2 separate regions of the Mus musculus genome follow, and region 2 is linked to region 1. A link is a loop called in an ENCODE intact Hi-C map of the cell type or tissue named here. Cell type or tissue: left cerebral cortex. All regions are shown on one strand. Each heading gives the region's core, and the rest is flanking DNA. Links, peaks and the distances in the headings are about the cores only. Region 1 has its middle 310 kb from the start of Gm24635. Region 2 holds the start of Nr2f1 (nuclear receptor subfamily 2, group F, member 1).

Region 1 (10,283 bases), core at 2,728-7,727:
GAGCATTCATTCTATCATGACATGGCCCTTCCTTGTTTCTAGTTCTATGGCAATGCACAACAGCTTAGTCTGGAAGATAATTCCTACTTATCACCACTCACAGCTACCAGAAAACTGAGGCACACACATACACACACACACACACACACACACACACACACACACACACACACATACACACACACACACACACACACACAAATACTGGGATGAGGAATATTCTACACAAGCCATCCCTCAGTGATCTATCTATTACTATCTCATTCAGCAGCCAATATTCCAATAATTTAACACTGATGGAATTAACATCCTCATGACATAACTGCCTCCCAATAGTGTCCACCAGCTGGGGACTTAAGACTTCAATACATTAGTGCTTGGGTGTCATTTCATATCTAAACCGTAATACCTCTGAGAATAGGTAACCATGTAAACAATTCTGATGGCACTTGAGAATTTACATTCTGTATTTATATAACATGTATACAAAATTCACACATATTTATAAATATTTTCATTGGATTTTGTCAGAAGCAGAAAACATCAACAAACAGGGCAGTGTTTGACTGATTACTTCTTTGGCACTAGTGGGTTACAGGCAACCTATAAGAAAAAGTGAAGCCCTCTAGCAACAAAGGGGGTAACACACTACCACGCAACAAAGGACAAGCAGAAGAAAATTATTGAAATGTTTAGAAAATGTTTAGCACAAACTCTTTTGAAAAGGCTTTTGGTCTTTGACCAAAATAAATGACATTTCTAAGATCATGTCTCAGAAAGTGCAGCGGGTGGGTATCTTACACTAGCTCTCATGTTCCTCCATGTTGCTGGCATGCTCATCAGAATGTGGTCATCAGAGGGATGAGGGAACACAGCCAACATAGCATTTCTGAATTTGTGTGATGTGCATCCCAACATGTAGCTATTTGCACTAATGTTCATGTTTACACACTCTGCTACTTTACTCAAACTTTGTCTGCTTCTACATTACAGAAATAACTTCTGTAGAGTTTACTATGACCACCAAAGCAGACTTTAAATTAAATTTGTACAATATGACCTCGCTGATTACCAGAAAAAAATGTGGTGAGGAGATACTACACATGAATAAATAAACTTAGTTTTTGCCTAACGGAATTCTCAGAACTCTGAATTAACTCCATTTAAGAGATGAAGAGTAAGAAATGCACTTAAAAGAGACATCACCAAGAATATGAAATAAACATAATTTTTCTTAAATGGTCAGCAGCTTCCACAGAGTACACACTCTCCGACCAGTAGGAAATGGAGCAAAGGCTGTCAAGGAATCTTTCCTATGAGAATAATCAATGTGAAAAAAAATCAAGCAAGATGATATCTTTAGAAAGGAACTAAATGGATCTTAGTGTCACTTTAATGAACACATTTACTTTGAATGTGTCAGAATGCTCTAGAAGTTTCAGAATTAAGAGGTAACAAAACCACAGCAGCTAATTAGAAAGGTCAGATGACTTATGTAATTATTTTAGACTAGTGATAGTCAGGCACTTGGAAGAGGACAATCACACTGGAAACAGAATGATTGCACTGATATTGGGTATTATGACATGGATTTAAAAGGAATGGAGACAGTGATGTGGAAACGAGGCAGTAAAAAAATGAGAGGGATCTCTGATGGTTAAGCATTCCAACTTTGCATTTAATTTAAGATCACTGTCTCAGCCCAAGATGAAAGAAAAAAAAGAGACACATTTAGATGTGCAGGTGTATCACCAACTAGTATCATGTTCTTCTGAATGTAAGTTTCTTTCAATGTGGCTTTTTTACAAAGCCAAGGGAAGCCGATCACTTTCTCTTTTGCCTCCCTGCAGTTCCAACAAGTATCATTATCTCTAATCCCAGGCTTGCTTGTCCTGCTGAGCAACCAATAGCTATTAAAGATAGCTTTTTTGCAGTATTAACTGAAGCCTCAGCCCAGCAACAGCATATGGATGTTTGGCGTATTTTAAACCACATTGTTAGAAGGGCTGGCTGAAAATTATTTAACATACTCTTGATATAAAAAGAAGTCACTGTAATAGGCTCGAAGTTGCATGCTTTACTGTTTTCAAATTCACATTAAGAAAACAATTTTTATTCCTAGTGTAAATTGGTTTTATAGAGTTAGAAATTAGTGACGTCATAATAATAATGATAGACATTATTAGACCTACTGCAATTTAAAACTTGTAAGAAAAAACAAACTATGACATTAATATAATATTTTTAAAAACATGATCTTTTAAAAAGAAAGACATGGATTTCTTAAAATCTGTCAGACTAAATTCCTTTTCTCTTTTACTCTTTCATATGTATAATTACTTATGACATACACTACCATTCTTGGATAGAAAAACTGAGACTGAGTTTTGGTCTGGTTTTGAAAGAGCTGAGGAAGTGATCCCATGAGCTGGTCACTTGGTTCCCTCCTTCTAATTGATGTGCTTAATTCTGTTTTCAATACTCTACATCAGCAGAAGACAGTGCTTTCAAAAATAAATGACTGAAATGTAAATGTCCTATAACTTTCTAAATTAGCTGTATATATATGCATATTAATGGATATTTTCTTTATTTACATTTCAAATGTTATTCCCTTTCCTGGTGCCCCCCCCCCCGAAACACCCCATCCCATCCTCCCTCCCCCTGCTTCAATGAGGGTGTTTCTGCACCCACCCACCCATTTGCGACTCCCTGTCCTGGCATTCACCTACGCTGGGACATTGAGCTTTCACAGGACCAAGGGCCTCTCCTCCCACAAATATCCAACAAGGCCATCCTCTGCTACATGTGAAGCTGGAGCCATGGAGCCCCCCCCCCCTTATGTAAGCTTTGGTTGGTGGTTTAGTCCCTGGGAGCTCTGGAGGTTCTGGTTTAGTGTGAATTCTTTCAGACCTTCAAAGAAGGCCTAATATCAACACTCTTCAAATTATTTTACAAATTAGAATCAGAAGGAACACTACCCAATTCGTTCTATGAAGCCACAGTTACTCTGATACCTAAATCACAAAAAGATCCAATAAAGAAAGGGAACTTCAAACCAAATTTCCTTATTGAATATCGATGCAAAAATACTCAATAAAATTCTTGCAAACCAGATATAATAACACAGCAAAATGATCATCCATAATGAACAAGTAGGCTTCAATACAGTGATGCAGGGATGGTTCAATATCTGGAAATCCATCAGTAAAATTCACTATATAAACAAACTCAAAGGAAAAACACATGATTATCTCCTTAGATGCTGAGAAAGCATTTGACAAAATTCAACATTCCTTTATGATAAATACCTTAGAAAAGATCAGGAATTCACTGCTCATACCTAAACATAGTAAAAATAATATACAGCAAACCAGTAGACAACTTCAAACTAAATGAAGAGAAATTTGAAACAACCCCATTAAAATCAGGGACTAGACAAGTCTGCCCACTCTCTCCCTACCTATTCAATATAGTTCTCAAAGTCCTAGCCAGAGGAATTACACAACAAGAGGAGGTCAAAGGGACACAAATGGGGAAGGAAGGAGACAAAATATCACTATTTGTAGATGATATGATAGTATACTTAACTGAACACAAAAATTACACCAGAGAACTCCTAATTAACTTTTTAAAAGTTGCTCATGTCAAAATGGGAATGTGTAGAGATGACAGTCTTAACTGAATAACATTAGGAAATGGTTATTACACCTGAACAGAAGCATCTGCATAATGTTATATACACTGTGCACATATGTCTGTACACACATGTTCATAATATATGTCAGTTAGCAGACATAGTTTCAAATATCTGAATCTTTTACATCATAGGGACAAAATCAGTCAGATGTTTTCTTTAAACTTTTACATCTAGGCATATTTTTACAACATCCCCTGAGAATCTCAATGTTATTAACCTCAAACAAGAGGTTTTTTATGTATTTGAGTAAACATACTTGCATGTTATAGTGGCAAGAGATGGGGGAGGAAAAGAGAAAGAGGAGTGATTAGGAGATAGAGTAAAGAGAGGAGAGAAGAAGGAGGCATGCATGGACGTGTCGCATGCACACACACACACACACACACACACACACACACACACACAGAGAGAGAGAGAGAGAGAGAGAGAGAGAGAGAGAGAGAACACTTAAGCAAGCATGTGTAGAATGAGGAGGAAAGAGAAAGGAGGAAATGAAGATGAAATATGGAAAGAAAATGAGCTACATTTCATTGCCACAAATATAATACAGTATATTCCTCAAATATTTGTCGAAGAAATTAACGTAAATTTCTGTTTATCCAGGGTATTTTCATACTAACTTTGATATTGGATTTATAAGAGTGATTTATCATTACATACCTTTACACAAAATGTTTATGTTGAACCTATTTTGGTCCTTTGTTCAGTGAAAAAGTTTTTTCAATGACTTGCCATCTTTCTCAGTATTTACTCTTATTGAATGCCTTATTCTTAAAGATATATGGACATACATTGCCCTTTTCATCACTCTGTGTGTGTGTGTGTGTGTGTGTGTGTGTGTGTGTGTGTGTGTGCATGTGTTGGAGATTGGTTGGAAAAATCCTTTTAGTGAAGTTTGCAACACTTGGCTTACCAAAGAATTCTGTTTTCTTTACTTGTCATTTTCAGTTACTGTAAAAGAAAAAAACTCTTAAAAATGCATGACTTCATGCAGCAAAATATGTCAAAAATGGTGTAAAATAATACAATCTTAAGAACCATAGGAGGTAGGAGGGAACAGCCAAAAGAATTACTGGTATTTTCTTTTTCTGTGTCCCATATTTATAGTAAGTGCCATCAAGACACACCAGGAATGCATGTGAGATCTAGTCATTTTCTCCAAATAAGTTTTGCTAAAATCACTACATTTACTACAGTTACAATTATCAATTCTCCCAGTAGGTATTTCCAGAGTGCCTATCTCTAAAAGGAGGCACATTTCCAAGGAGACAATTTTGATTTGATTATAAAATGAGGAAGGACGCTGTTTAGTAGGGGTTCAGGACTCAGTGGCATAATATCTTAGGTATAAAAACCTGAGAAATAATACTTGGGAAAATGCATTTTAAATGAAAAATTTCTTTGATGCATAAAAATCATTGAAAACTATTATCTAACTAAAACATCATAATTATGCTAATACTTTTAAAGTTGTGGTCAGTGCTTACTTTATTGGAATGCTCCGACTTAAACACAACTTTATGTGGAATTGCTATGGGATATAAATTATGTTTAGTAACTTAATATGTTCTTGAGTTGTTGCCTATATTATGCATGTAATCACAGGGAAATGGAGTTAATTTGTATTCTAAAAGTCCACTAGTTGGAATATTGGCTTTTTTATTTCCTAAAAATGCTGATTTAGTTTGTACTATCAAAGTCACATTCTACTTTACTCATTAGTGATGAAAACTTCAACAAAATATGTGCATCAATTTATATAAACAGTTACCTTTACTCATTCCACTTCAATAAGTCAGTCTGTAATTTTATATACTTTGACCTCAATACATTTTTTCTGTGTCAGCATTGGATCTGCCCACCCAAAGGTAGAGAGCTGTGATTTTGTTTTCCAAGCACACATCTGGGAAGTACTTTGAAACAGTGTCTCATTCCTGAACAACTCGTAGTCTGTTAGAATTAGAATTTCATGATACATTATGCTGCGTTTAGAACTGTGTGAAAATCTAAATATAAGCAATTGTCATCTTTTTCTCAGCATCAAATCACTTATGGGACTAAATGTATTTGAAGGTATTTTTCTTTGTAAATTTAGACCTGTGATATCTGTGATACATAAACAGTTGGCAAGGAACTCCCTCTTGTGGTCAAACATTCTTAATTAGAAAAAGAGATTTGTCCCCAACTGATGGTCTGGATTATTAAAGCATGGGTCACTTGTAACCATTAAGATTAACAATACTGATACAAGTGGTTTACTGAAGCAATTCATTGCAAATTAGAGCTGACTTCTGGAACATATGCTTTTAATTTTTCCCAAACCAGAGTTTCACGCTGCTGTTCCAGATAAATCCACTTTGGGTTACAATTTCCAAGGTTTCCCATTACTTTAAAAGATCATGACATTGAAACACACACACACACACACACACACACACACACACACACACACACACACCAAACAAAAGAGTACATATAGTACAGTATCTTTACATCTGAGCACTATAACAAGTTTGTATCTTTGTTTGAAATTTTGTACTTTGTTTTAATAATAATTTCTGAAATTGTACAATTACTAAATATTTATATAAACAGAGTAGAACCTGTTTCCGTATGTTGTTAACCCGTGATCTCCCAAAGTACATATAACAACTGAGCCTATTGTCAGCGGCTCTATCAGCCTAATGTCTAGTCAGAATTTTCTCAAACGCTTATTAATAAGACAAATTACTAGATGCACAATGTACCTAATAGATTATGGTATTTTTCCTAATCATTTGACTTCAACAGTACCTCCAACTACTTCACAAGATTGGTTATAGCTAGATATCCCCTCTAATTCTGAGTGTGAAATACACTTTTATGAGAGCAAATCAAAATCTGTTGCTAATCTGTTTCTCAGTGTTTAGATGATATCCAGGCAGCACAAGAAAGAATGGGAAGGTCTCAGACCAGGTTATTACTGCCAGGGAAAATATGACCAGTACGGTATGAGTCCACTTTTGATGATGACTTTCAACAAGAGAATAAAATGTCTCCAGATCAGAGTATGAGAAGGGAAACCACAGGGGAAAGACAGAGGGAGGGTGAAAGGTATGGAAAGTAAGAAAATTCATGTAACTCATACAAGTTGTACAAGAAATCCCTACATATGCCAAGTTCTGTTCTGTACATGTACTGGTTTCAACATGCTTCGCTACTTAAAATGAAACAGTCATCTACTAATCAATGAGCTTATGAATTTCTTACATAAGTTAAAGGACAATGTGCATAAGAGAATCAGGCTTTCTTTAATTTTTGTTCATATTTGGTGTCTGCACTTATAATTGAGTTATATTCACCATGGTATATTTCCCATATCAATAATTACCCATATTAATTATTCCCATAATATTATAAAGTTAGCAAAATAAGCACTTCACTAGAGGAAACTTCAAGATAGTCATGGTATGGAGTTTTAATAGTTAATTATAATTTAATTTTCTTTTTATTGAAAGTTTTAAATTTGCATGAGAACTAAGGAAAAATAAAAGGTTAACAATCAAAATAAAAGTGAACCACAAAAACCAGTCAATATGCAAAGTTGTATAAATCATAATGCCACCTTATAGTATCACTTTTGATCAGAAGAAGAAATGCATCTGGAAATAAACTTGTATGGCAGGGCTAGGTTTAAAGTTGTGCCTTGCAAACTTTTTGTTTTTTAAAAAAATTTATCTTTAATTGTTTTTTTACATTTCAGTCATTATCCCCTTCCCAGTCTACCTGTAGACAGTTCCTCATCACATTTCTCCTCTCCACTGTCTCCAAAAGGATGTCCCTAACCCCCACATTGCACACACCCTACCCGGCCTCCCCACTCCCTGGGGCCTCAAGTTTCTCAAGGATTAGGTATATCTTCCCTCACTGAGGCCAGACCAGGCAGTCCTCTGCTGTATATGTGTTAGGGGCCTTTTATCAGCTAGTTTTTGCTTCCTGGTTGGTGGCTCAGTATCTGAGAGATCTTAGGGATCTGGGCTAGTTGAGACTGCTGGTCTTCCTGTGGGGGTCACCTTTCTCTTCAACTTCTTCAGCCACAGGGTCTCTGACTTCAGTCCAATGGTTCCATTTTAAGTATCTGCATCTGTCTCAGTCAGCTGCTTCTTGGGCCACACTCAGAGGACAGCCATGGTAGGCTCCTCTGTGGAAGCACATAATGACATCAGTAGTAGTGTCAGACCTTGGAGACTACCTTTGAGATGGATTCCAATTTAGGCAGATCACTGGACCTCCTTTTCTTCTTATCCAGTTTTTCCCCTGCAGTTGTTTATACAGGAACAATTCTAGGTCAAAATTTTTGACTGTGGGATGGCAACCCCATCCCTCCACTTAATGCCCTGTCTTTCTAATAGTGGTGGACTCTACAAATTCCCTCTCCCTACAGTTGGATATTTTATCTAAGGACCCTCCCTTTGAGCCACGAGCTTCTCTCAACTACAATGTCTCTGTTAGATTCGAGAGGGTACCCCCACCTCTAATCCTGAGGTTATATATTACCAATTCATTCTGCTGGCCCTCAGGGCTTCTCTTCTGCCCCCCCTCAATACCTGATCATGTTGTTTCCCCTCCTCCATTCTCTCATAATCAAGGCCTGTGTTTGTACAAATATTACTGTCAAAGGACTGACAACTATTACACAGTCATTGACTGCTCTAATGTTCATGGATAGGCTTTGTTTGTGTACTTCTTATCATATGTATACATTATATCATATTTATTAAAATCATTGCCCTTGGAGACATCCACTGTCTTTGTAAGTTTTTCAATATTAAGACAAAAGAATATTCACATAATTGTGCATTTATTCACATGACTAATAATTTTTTTATATTTTTTAAATTAGATACTTTATTTACATTTTAAATGTTATCTGTTTTCCTGTTTTCCAGTCTGAAAATCTACTATCCCATTACCCCTCCCCCTGCTCACCAACCTACTCACTGCTGCTTCCTGGCCCTGGCATTCCCCTATACTGGGGCATAGACCTTTCACAGGACCAAGATCATCTCCCCTCATTGATGATCGACTAGGCCATTCTCTGCTTCATATGCTGCTAGAGCAATGAGTCCCACCATTTTGTTTTCTTTGGTTGATGGTTTAGTCCCAAAGAGCTCTAGTAGTGCTGGTTAGTTTGTATTTTTGTTTCTCCTATGGAGCTGCAAACCCCTTTAGCTCCTTGGATACTTTCTCTAGTTCCTTTATTGGGGATCCTGTGCTCCATACAATGGAAGGCTCTGAGCATCCACTTCTGTATTTGTCAGGCAATGGCAGAGCATCTCAGGAGACAGATCTATCAGACTCCTGTCAGCAAGCCCTTGTTGGGATCCACAATAGTGTTTGAATTTAATGATTGTATATGGGATGGATCCCCAGGTGGGGCAGTCTCTGGATGGTCATTCCATTTGTCTGCTACACACTTTGTCTCTGTAACTCCTTCCATGGGTATTTTGTTCCCTCTTCTAAGAAGAATTGATATATCCATACTTGGGTCTTCCTTCTTTTTGAGTTTCATGTGTTTTCTGAATTGTATCTTAGGTATTCCAACCTTCTAGGTTAATATCCGCTTATCAGTTGTTCTTTTGTGATTGGGTATTTCTCACCCAAGATGATATCCTCCAGATCCATCTATTTACCTAATAATTTCATAAATTGTTTATAATAAGTGTGTAGTACTCTACTGTGTAAATGTACCACATTTTCTGTATCCATTCCCTTGTTGAGGGACATCTGGGTTCTTTCCAGCTTCTGGCTATTATAAATAAGGCTGTTATGAACATAGTGGAGCATGTATCCTTATTACAAGTTGGAACATCTTCTGGACATATGCCCAGGAGTGGTATTGTTGAGTCCTCAGGTAGTACTATATCCAGTTTTCTGAGGAACCACCAAAATGATTTCCAGAGTAGTTGTATCAGCTTGCAATCCCACCAGCAGTGGAGGAGTATTCCTCTTCCTCCATATCCTCACCAGTGTCTGTAGTCACCTGAGTTTTTATCTTAGTCATTCTGAACGGTATAAGGTGAAATATTAGGGTTGTTTTGATTTGCATTTCCCTGATGACTAAGGTTTTTGACTTTTTTTTTTTTTTTTTTTTTTTTTTTTTTTTTTTTTTTTTTTTTTAGGTGCTTCTCAGGCAATCGGTATTCCTCCATTGTGAATTCTTTGTTTAGCTCTGTATCCCGTTCTGTAACAGGGTTATTTGGTTCTCTGGAGTCACAATTCTTGAGTTCCTTGTGTATATTGGACATAGCCCTCTATCAGATATAGGATTGGTTCAAGATCTTTTTCCCAATCTGTTGATTTACATTTGTTTTATTGACAGTGTCCTGTGCATTACAGAAGCTTTGCAATTTTATGAGGTCCCATTTGTAGATTCTTGATCTTACAGCACAAGCCATTGGTGTTCTGTTTAGGAATTTTTCCCCTGTACCCATATCTTCATGACTCTTCCCCATTTTCTCCTCTTATAAGTTTCAATGTCTCTGGTTTTATGTGCATGTCCCTGATAAACTTGGACTTGTCCTTTGTACAGGGAGATAAGAAT
Region 2 (10,283 bases), core at 3,345-8,344, 1.6 Mb before region 1:
GCGCTGAAGAGGAGGCGGGCTGCCAGCTCGCAGATGTTCTCGATGCCCATGATGTTGTTGGGCTGCATGCACTGGCTGCCATAACGCGACGTGGGGTAGGGCTCTGCGCGCAGCAGCAGAGAAATGTAGCCAGACAGGTAGCAGTGGCCATTGAGAGGATCCCCGTTTGTGAGTGCATACTGGCCTGGATTGGGCTGGGTTGGAGGCATTCTTCCTCGCTGAACCGCTGATAAAAAGAAAGAGAGAAAAGAGGCAATGTGCATCCAGGGGGGCTTGTGAACATCGCCGAGCCGCAGCGCGCACCCAACGCACTGTGGTTCTTTCCTGCAGTCACTCGCTCCCGAAGCATCTTCTCCTGCTTGCTGGGTCTTACTCACAGATCACACTGCTAGGAGATCTAGGGTGAAGTCATCTACCTTCACCGGCTCCGTGTGTCCATCCATAGTCTGCATCCCTGGCTATTTTAGCTAGAGAAGAAGAACTAGGCCTGACTGCAAGGCCCCTAGCTCAGGATGGCTAAGAAAGTACCACCCAACCTCCCAGCTACTAAGAAGCAACACAGATATAAATGAAATCCTTTCAGAATGATACAAATCAAAGTTTCTCTTTTAAAAATGAAACCTGAGAAAGCCACAAACCTTAGAGTACTCTTCACTTGTAAACAAGCAGCAAGTGTATAAAATGTTCCCATAATCTCTAAAGTGCTACAGAATAATTTTTAAAAGATACAAGTTATATATATATATCTTACTGAGTTGGACTACCAGCAAGCATAACACACACCTCCTCCCATCTTCCCTCCTCCAGACTGCCCCATACAAATTTCTCACTATTAAAAGAAACAGAAAATTAAAAAATTTCAAAGAAGTTGAACTTACAGTAGCCAAACATATTGAAAAAAAGTAGGAACTACAATTAATGTCTGTCCTGTGCGATGCCACTGCAACCTGCAGCCAGCTTTGCCCAGTGAATGCGCGAGCTTGCAACTGCAAAAACACTGGATTCATTACCCATCTGAATGCAAAACGTAAGCATGCATTGAGTTCTTAAAGCTGACCAAAGTTTTTTTTTTTTTTTTTTAAATGTGTATGTTTTACTTCAACAGTGCCAGCATTTTCAATTGCCATGTAAACAAAGACAACTCTAGGGAAAGTTAGGGCTACTGAACTGCCATCCCCCAACAAATTAGTAGAGCGAGGTCCATGTCCACAGAGCTGTCCTACCTCAGGCTCTACATCATTTTCTTTGGTTCTAATTCCAACAAGAGTTTCAGTGCGGTTTACGCTCTTTGAAACACAATGGTTAGAATACTTTTTCTAATTATAGTTTTGAACTTGGCAGTTATTTTTCAATTAAATGAGAGCACAATTCAAAGTTTTTTTGTTTTTTTTTGTTTTTTGTTTTTTTTTTTTTCAGATGCCTAAACAATCTCCCTGGAGCTAGCAATGGAGTCGTCATATTTGCCTTCTCCTTGAGATCTGAAGGAATTCAATTTCTTTTCTTGTGGCATATAAAATATAATTTTGAAGTCAATTACAAGAAGAAGTAATCTATGTTCTTCGAAATTGACTGGTTCACTAATTTGACTATAAGATATGTTTAATGATTGCCAGGAGATAAACTTTAACTATAAACCGCTAAATATATTTGTAAGAAAAGTGTTCCATCTCATGCCACATGAATATGAAGCATATCCAAATTAAACATCAAAAGTTGTGCTTAATAAAAAAAAAATCTCACACATCGATTAAATGATGCAGAAGCTCAAGCCAGCTGCAGTCTGTGCATTATAGCCAGATCAGAAGGATCGGTAAATGCCGTTGTAAATTGTAATTTGTATGCAGTATTTAAGCAGAGGGTGGAGTTTGATGAAGAAATAAAACGAGTATCAAGCTTTAAAAATGACACTACTATGAAAGCAGGGTTCAGTCACAAACTTTCCTTTCAAAGTATAGGGGTGAAAACAAGGCCACAGCTCGGGAGGAGGCGGCCCCAGATCCCTGAAGAGGAGAGGGAGCCAGTGAACAGGCCAGAAGCCCCCCTTCCCCCCTAATTAGACCTACAAGTGCAATAAATCTCACTCCTCTTTTTCCAAGCTAAGCTTCCTAAAGGATGGTGGCAGCAATGAATCTATGGTTCAGGGTCCTCCAGCCCCAGTCCTCTCCCATTATAAATAAAAGGTACGATGAGGCAGAGGAGAAAGTAGAATGGGAAAAACAAAAAAAACCAAAAAACAAAAACACACACGGAGAGAAACGGTTTTCTGCAGAAAATCATCACCCCTCCCAAGTTCATGCTAGCACAGCCCCAAGCATCCTCACACACAAGCGGGAACGAGACACACACGGAGCACATCCAACAGAGGAAGGGAGGGATTTTTAAGCTACAGCTCACGATCCCAGGGACACAATCTTGAGCAGGCAGCGGGCGGGGTGGAGGAGCCGGGGAGAGGAGCGCAGGGCGGGAGGGGGAGGCAGCGGCAGCGAGCTGGGGGGGGGGGGACGCTGGGGGAGGAAAGCAGCGAAGACTGGGAAGCCCGGACCGGCTGGGACCACAGAAGCCCCATCCCCACAGCCACAGGCACCAAGGCGAGAGAGAAAGAAAGAGCAGGGAGGCGGGCGAAGCGCAGGGAGAGAAGCAGAGAAGAAATATTCACCTTCCCGCCTCATGCCCACTTTGAGGCACTTCTTGAGGCGGCAGTATTGGCACTGGTTGCGGTGGTGCTGGTCGATGGGACAGTTCCTGTTGGCACGGCATGTGTAAGTTAAGTTCCTGCGGACGCTCCTCTTGAAGAAACTTTTGCAGCCCTCGCAGGTGAATTGGCCGTAGTGCTTGCCGCTCGACTTGTCCCCGCACACCACGCACTCGATGTGCTGCTGGCTCTGGCCTGAACCGGGCGGGCCCTGGCCCTTGTCCCCTGCCGTGCCGGGGGTGGCGGGCGCTCCGGGCTGGCCCGGGGTCTGCGGCGTGTGCGGCGCGCCGGAGCCCGCCTGCTGCTGCTCGCCGCCGCCGCCGCCGCGGGCTGCCTGCGCTGCGGGGTTGGGGCCGCCGGGGTTGCCCCCGGCCACGTCGTCCTGCGGATCTCGCCAGCTGCTAACTACCATTGCCATATCTTTGGGCCCAGGGAGCGCTGGGGGGAGCCGAGCTGCTCGCCGAGGGCCGCGGGGCGCGCGGGCGCGCTGGGAGGGGAAGGGGAAGGGGAAGGGGGGAGGGGGAGGGGGCGGGGGGCCCACCGGGCGCCCCGGGGTCGCCGGAGCCGAGCCCGAGCCGGGCACCGGCCTCTGCCTGCGCCGCCGCCGCCGCCGCCGCCGTTACTGCCTCAGCCGCCCCGCTGCTGCTGCGCGCCCGCCCGCCCTGCTGGCGTTTTGTTGTGGTTCCTGCTGTTTTCTTTCTCTCTTTTTGCAGCCCCCCCAGGCTCTCAGGCTCCCCCCCCCCAACACCCCTGCTCCCCTCGCCCGCTCCCCCCGCACTCCGTTCCTGGGGGGGCCTCTCTCTCTCTCCCCCCTCCCCACCCCCCAGCGAGCGAGCTCCCTTCTCTCGCTTTTTTCTTCTTCCCCAACTTGCAAAATCAGAAATGGCACAGGCGGCAGCCGGGAGCGGCGCGGGGCGCAGCGCCGGGGGCGGCGGGCATGGGCCACGGCGCGCGCACACTCTCGCCCTCCGCCTCGCCCGCACCCCCGCGCACACACACACTCGCACACACACTCGCTCACCCGCGCCGGGCGCCCGCCCGCCCGCCCGCCCGCCCGCTGGCCGCTGGCCGCTGGGGCTACGCGCAGAGCGCGGGCTGAGCCGACATAGAGGAAGCGGCGAGGGCGGCGGCGGCCGCGGAGGAGGAGGTCGCGGCTGCAGACGCTGCTGGAGGAGCTGGCCGCCGCTGCGTGCTCCGCTGGAGGAGCCCGGGCCCGGGCGGGAGTCCGAGCCGGAGTCGGGGCCGCAGCCCGAGAGCGAGCCGAGGCCGGTGCTGCCCGTGCCGCCGCCGCTGTCCTGGCGGGAGCCCTCGCCCGGTTTCAAGAGTGCGGGGAGCTGGGAGAGTCGAGCAGGATCGGGACGAAGCTGCCGGCGAGGATCAGGGCGCTCGGGTGTCTGGGGGCCAGGTCCAGGGCCGGACGCAGCCAGCCATTCAGGAAGGCAGCGCTGGAGAGCGGGAGGCAGCCGGCGAGGAAGATCACACACTTTGCTCTTTTTGTTGTGCGGGTGGCGCCGGGTTCTCTCTGCCTTCTTCTTTCGGGAGGTGACGGAAGGGGGAGAAAAATACGAGATAATTCACGCCAGCGACGAATTCACAGCGAAATAGGAAAAAAATAAAAATCAGAAGAAAATGCTTGAGAAAATAAGGAAAAAGAGAAAGCGAGAGAGACATCCAAAGTAGGTCGAATAAATAATCCTCTTCTTTTCCTCTTTCTTGCTTCTTCTGCTTCTTCTGCTATAACACACAGAGCTAGTTAAAAAACCCTGGAGATCGCCCAAAAATGTTCTTTTTTTAGTATTTTAAATAAGTGCTCTTCAGCTGGGAACCAACACCCTCCCTCCAAAAAAAATCATATATATATATATATATATACATACATATATATATATAATAACGATAAGAAGAATACTGAGGGGTGCCTCCTCCTCCTTTTTTTTTCAAGTTTAGTCTTCTCTCTTCTAGAGGAAAGGAGTGAAAGAGAAAAGGAGGGAGAGAAAGAGGAAGGGCGACAACTAGTAGAATATGTAAGGAAAAGAAAGGGGGAGAGATAGGGCAAGAGGAGAGTGGGTGAGAGAAAGGAGAGGAGGGAGAGAGGGGCGAGAGGAGAGGAGAGGAGAGGAGAGGAGAGGAGAGGAGAGGAGAGGAGAGGAGAGGAGAGGAGAGGAGAGGAGAGGAGAGGAGAGGGACCAAAAAATTGAATGCGTTTAAACGGGAGGACACTCAGAGCAATGTTTCCGAAAGGGGGATCTGCGCGAATGTCTGTATATAGTGAACTTTGACACTACTATTGAAACTGACACGTTTCTATGGAGATCTCTGCCTTATATGGAGCTCGTGTCAAGGAGCCAAGAGAAGGGCTGCTGGCAACTGATAATCAAAGGCGACTGACTGGTCAGAGCCCTGAATGGGGGGTGGGGGGGGGGAGAGAAAATGGGAGGCTAAGGTTAGCCAAGCCTCCTTCACGCCATTGGTTGGAAAGTCCTTTTCCCCTCCCCCCAGCTACCTACAGTCTGGGATGTCGAGGGGAGGAGAAGAGAAAGTGAGGGGGGGGGTGCTTCTGACAAGCATAATTTACATTGAGATCGCCCTGCGCTGCTATTTACTCTGAGACCTGATTAGTATGGGTCGTGTATGGTCACACACACACACACACACACACACACACACACACACACACGAGGGGAAAGGGATGATGAGGGGAGAACGCGTTGTGATGGGAAAAAACGAGGAGAAAGAAATTACTGTATATCTTATGAAAACTTTTCAGAATTAGGTTTTATGAGCGTAAGGAGTGGCACTGAAAACGTTAAGAAAAAAATTAATGAGGAAAAAAACTCCATCATTTTAATGATTTGTGAAGTCTACTTGGTTTAGAATCTTAGTTCACATTCAATATAATCTTAGTCTGTATCCCGCTCATTTTATATAATTATGAAAAGCCTCCTCATTTAAAAATCTGAAGTATATCATAGTTTCGGAGGCGTAATTACGACAAAGCACACACATGAAACTGCAGCTACTGCCACAAATTCGATCCGAATCGATGATTCCTATTCATCCCAAAGATGATCTTAAAATAAACTTTCCAATCAATCCTCTTTTTCCTTTTTCATCATTTTTATTCCCAGGATGCTCAAACTCCAAACAATGCTTCAATGATTATTAATAAAGCATTTGTAACTCCTCATATTGTTGTGGGGCGGCTGTTAGTGCGGACAAGTCAGTCACAGGAAAAGAGCAAACGAACGAACGAGAAGACGGGGAAGAGGGAGAGGGGAGGAGGGGAGGGGACGAGAAGTGGGAAACGGAGGGGGAGGGGGAGGGGGAGAGGAGGAGGAGGAGGAGGAGGAGGAAGAGACTGAGTCTCTCACTCGCTGTGTGGTGGTGGTGGTGGTGGTGGTGGTGGTGGTGGTGGTGGTGGTGGTGGTGGTGGTGTGTGTGTGTGTGTGTGTGTGTGTGTGTGTGTGTGTGTTGGGGTGTGTGTGACTGAGACCCCATTCCCGAAGGTGATTGGTCGCAAAAGGAGGGGTAGGCAGGAGGAGCGGGTCCCGCCGCGGGCCTTGCAGGAATCGCTAGGTCGGCCTGCCACCTAGCGGACGGGAGCCGCTCTCAGGCGGCACGCAGCCGAGTCCCTCCTCCCCTCCTCATTGGCAACCAGTGCCTTTTCTCCAAACCAAGACAGCACTTTGAAAATTCTTTCAATGGAATTTTTTTTTCCTTGAAAGATGGTACTGGGGAAAACGATACTTCTATTAGTTACATATTCTCCAATCCCACACTCGCAACCCCCCTCGTTTTAAGATCGCTCTCATCCGCAGGCTCAGGCAGGCACAGGGCGGCAGAGTGACAAAGCCACGGCTGCCTCCACCCGAAGTGGGAGTGGGAGTGAGAGTCCCTCTTACCAGCCCTCAACTAGGGAGAGCGTAAAAGTTTGTCTCAAGCGTTCCGAGCGCCCCAAGGTAAAGGTGGAAGTAAATGGCCAAGTTGTATGGAAAGAGGTAGGGTTTGGCTATTAATACTGGTTCCCACTTTAAATCTCACTAGTGAGGGCTTTAGAAAGCGCTGAGTGTTTGGGGCACGCTTTGCGCTTTTTGGTCTCTGGGATCTACCACTTAGTGGCCAGTGATATATATTTTTTTTAAAGAGCAGAATAAAGACTTTCTTATGTATGCCCTTCTATTTGGAATAATGGAGACTGCATTCTGCGTGCTGCGGCCCATTGTACGCAGATGATGGAGAGGCGGGACATGGGGTGGCAGGGGCTCCTGGCCTTAGCCTCTCAGCCCTAATATTCGTGATCAAGTCTTCCGGTTCGTTTAAAGGTGAAATTGATATGATAAAAAAAAGGAGGGAAGGAAGGGAGGGGGGAGGGAGGGAGGGAGGGAGGGAGGAAGGAAGGAAGGAAGGAAGGAAGGAAGGAAGGAAAGAGGAGAGAGAGAGCGTGTGCGCGCTGTTTATATAGAAATTCTAAATTTTACTCCCCAAACAATCAGAGACAGGGAGTAGTGAGCAGCGGAACGCAGCAGAGAAAGGGAGGCTGGGGGAGGGAAGAGTCACAAAACAGTGGGAGAGGAAGCAAAAAGCAAGCGTCCGGGAACCGGAGGCCTGCTGGGTGCGGGGTCTGCATGCCTAGTCTCCCTCGGACTCTGGGCTGTACACGGTGGGCACCAGAAGTGAGACTCGGCCAAGCCCTGCCGTACCAGGCAAGTAACGCAAAGATAATCGTGTGTGTGTGTGTGTGTGTGTGTGTGTGTGTGTGTGTGTGTGTTTTGAAACTTGGGGTCTGTAATCTTCGATAACGTGGCTAGGTAGAAAGGCAATCGTTACTCGTCCTCGCCAGCCTAGATAAACAGTCAAGGCAGCCCAGGTAGGACCCGGAGAACTTTCGTCCGGGCCTGGAAGGTACGCCTCCTTGGAGGAGAGGATCCTTGCCAGCCCATCAGTCCAAACCCAAAACAGGTCCTCTCACTAACCTCTCCCACCCGGAGCGGGAAACGCTACGTGGGCAGGGGACCCGAGATTGCATCAAGTTTAGCTTCCGCGCGGCCAGCCTGCAGCTTGCAGAGATGGAGAAGCCGTGGAGCCCGCCGGCCTCGGCACCTGTGCCTAGCCGCGCCGCAGACAGGACTTCGCGAGTCGCGCTCAGTCGCCAGCCTGAGGTCGCCCCGAATAAAATAAGGCAATCGATGGCTGCCCGTTTGATGTGGGCGATAGTGTCAGCGGATTAAAGGGGACAGCGGTTCTCCAAAGCACAGAACCTCGGTGGCCGTGCAGAGCTGTGAGGTAGAGTAGAGCTAGATTCTACTCGCTGGGCTAGGCGGGCTGGGGGCGGGGAGGGGGTCGCCTCCCAGGAGTGGGAACCGAGGTTGTGTGTGTGAAAGGAAGAGCTTCAATTAAAACCAACAGGAACGCTCACCCACCCCACCCCCCACCTTCCCTGCGCCTGGCAGGGGCGCGCGTTTGCGTCAGAGGGCGCGCAGGGCGGGCTCGCTAGGAACGGGTGGGGGTGGGGAACGGACACGCGGGACCGCGCCCGGGGGCTGGGTGGGCTCTTGAATGAGTCAGCCCTGCCTGGAAGGGCTAGTCGGGGGTCAAGTCCCGCAACAAAGCTGCTGGGCCAGCCGAGACTCAGCGGGAGAGATGGCGTCCACACATCCTCACTGTGGCTTCTCCTTCCTGGGTTCCTACCCCGCCCCAAGCTTCCAAACTTGCAAAAAGGCCTCTGGGACTTAGATTGACCCCTAGAGTGAAGAAGTCTGCCTCTCCAGGCCTTGGGCGAAGCAGCCGGCTCCTCTGAAAAGAGATTGCAATTCTCAGTCTTAGCTCTAGGAGCAGGGATGGGATGCTGTTTGTTGGTGCTGCACACAGCAGGGGAAGCCTCAGGCTTTCCGAAAGGGGAATTGGTTGTGCACTTTTGAGTCAAGTGTCCCAGTCTCTTGTGATGGGGATAGCATGAAGCAGAGACTTTTTGAAGAGGGCCTTACCCACCCATGGGACTCGGTCTACTTAGGACTCTATCTCCTGGGATTCTGTGTTGCTCAGAGCAATTGCACACCCACATGTGTTCACAGTCCTGCCTCTACCAAAATGGCTTCCCTAGAGATCCAGAGGTCAGCTCAAGTCTTGTGGAGCTTTGGCTTTGTTTCTTAAAGCTGTGGTTTGTCACCAGCTATACTCGTCACTGGTCCTAATATCTGTTGTTGGATAGGTAGTTCATCTAAGAGAAAATGCTCGAATTTTTCCAAGGGCACCAGAGATCTCAAACTGAATTCCCACACACGCTCAGCTGCTGGACTAGGAAAAGCAGTTGCAATTTTCACCCTTTCCTCTTCTGTTTTCTTTTCTGAATTTCTTCCCTTCTCCCTATCCACTCTGTTTGCCTCGCACCAGTCAGAGCCCTGGGAAAGTTAAATTGAGTTTGAAAGTGGCAACTGGACCAGACTGTGGCCCTAACCTTAGCACTGTATGAGTCTTGTTAGTGCAGGCAGAGAGCAGGGGCATGGTGCTCTGACTTCTCCAGGAGCCTTGTGGGAAGACCAGGGGAATACCTCAGATCCATAGCCTTCTTTTTTATAATTTTCCTCTACTTTCCTAGTTCCCACAGACCTGTTCAACACACAGGGTCCAGTGCAAAAAAGAAAGTGCTCGGGTGGAGGAATTAAGCTGTGAATTTACTATATTCTTTATGAGCTTCTAGCATCGTGGTTGGCTGTTAATCACCTTTTAAAAAAGCTTGCCACACAACACTTGATCCCTCAGCTAGGCATCTGGTAAATAGCTGGTGGGAGAAGGGAGAATCTGAGGGGAGGGCAGTCTGTGGCTTTCCATATGCTAGGAACTCATGATCCAAGCCCCAGAGTCTGAATGTAAATGGTCTCTTTACCCAATTTACATAGCTTTTTAAATACAATTTTTAACAGGGTAGGAAGAAGGCTAACCTATTCTTCACTAATCCTTTGGTCTCTTTCACATTTGCAGTTTGCTTTATAGAATGACACCAGATCATGCATTTTAGGTTATTGTTAAGTCACACTGAAAAAAAAAGTAGCTTTGTAAAGACATTTCATAAATCTAGCTAAAGAGACACTGAAACCTACCAATGGTCATATTACAGAAAATTCTCTGGTACACCACTTCCATACCCTTAAGTCGTTCAAACAGTATTATTCTGTTTAGAGAAACCACAGGACAGAAATAGCACCCTTCTCAAGCTCATGTGGAGTGATGAACAAGCTTGCAAACTCTGAGAGAAAGGTCAGGTCCTCTGATCTTGATACAGATTTTCCCCAGAGAGCTTGTTTTAAAGGTATCAAAACAATTAGTCTCCCTTGGCATGAGATTAAAGCCAGGGAGAATACAGTTAAAGAAGATGCATTTAACATGATAGTGAACAGATCTTTGAGGGAACAGTGAATGGGTACAGGATTGCCAGCCAAGAGCCTCAGGCTAGATCCTAAATCTCTCCCCCAGTCCCAAGATTGAACTCAGTCAGCATGATAGCTGACCAACTGTAAAAAATATGACTATGTCAACATGTAAGCCAGAGTGGAAAGGGCAGTTTAGGATGTGGGCTTCTGCTGGCCTGAGTAGG

What was found. A loop is a pair of places that touch in the nucleus more often than their neighbours do. Peaks named below come from ENCODE experiments on the same cell type or tissue, not always from the same donor. Only the 100,000 strongest peaks of a DNase experiment are listed, where the experiment ranks them.
Region 2: a loop joins it to region 1, with 8 times the contacts of the local background. A loop is called at or near these places in 4 of 42 quality-filtered maps.

The regions. Positions count from the first base shown.
Region 1 is chr13:79,839,145-79,849,427 of GRCm38, forward strand. No RefSeq gene overlaps it. Among named protein-coding and RNA genes, the nearest start is that of Gm24635, 310 kb to the right of the region's middle. In left cerebral cortex, for the core only: a CTCF peak has its summit at 5,837 (motif pointing left); a DNase peak (open chromatin) is centred at 5,830.
Region 2 is chr13:78,195,464-78,205,746 of GRCm38, forward strand. Nr2f1 (nuclear receptor subfamily 2, group F, member 1) reads right to left here and starts at 3,410. Exons shown (of 3, transcript NM_010151.3): 1 at 2,657-3,410; 2 at 1-226. The coding sequence starts at 3,110. It overlaps A830082K12Rik (RIKEN cDNA A830082K12 gene), which reads left to right and starts at 2,554. Exons shown (of 3, transcript NR_045195.1): 1 at 2,554-2,759. In left cerebral cortex, for the core only: a CTCF peak has its summit at 6,307 (motif pointing left); DNase peaks (open chromatin) are centred at 5,136, 6,271, 7,760 and 8,208; H3K4me3 peaks cover 4,742 bases; H3K27ac peaks cover 4,228 bases.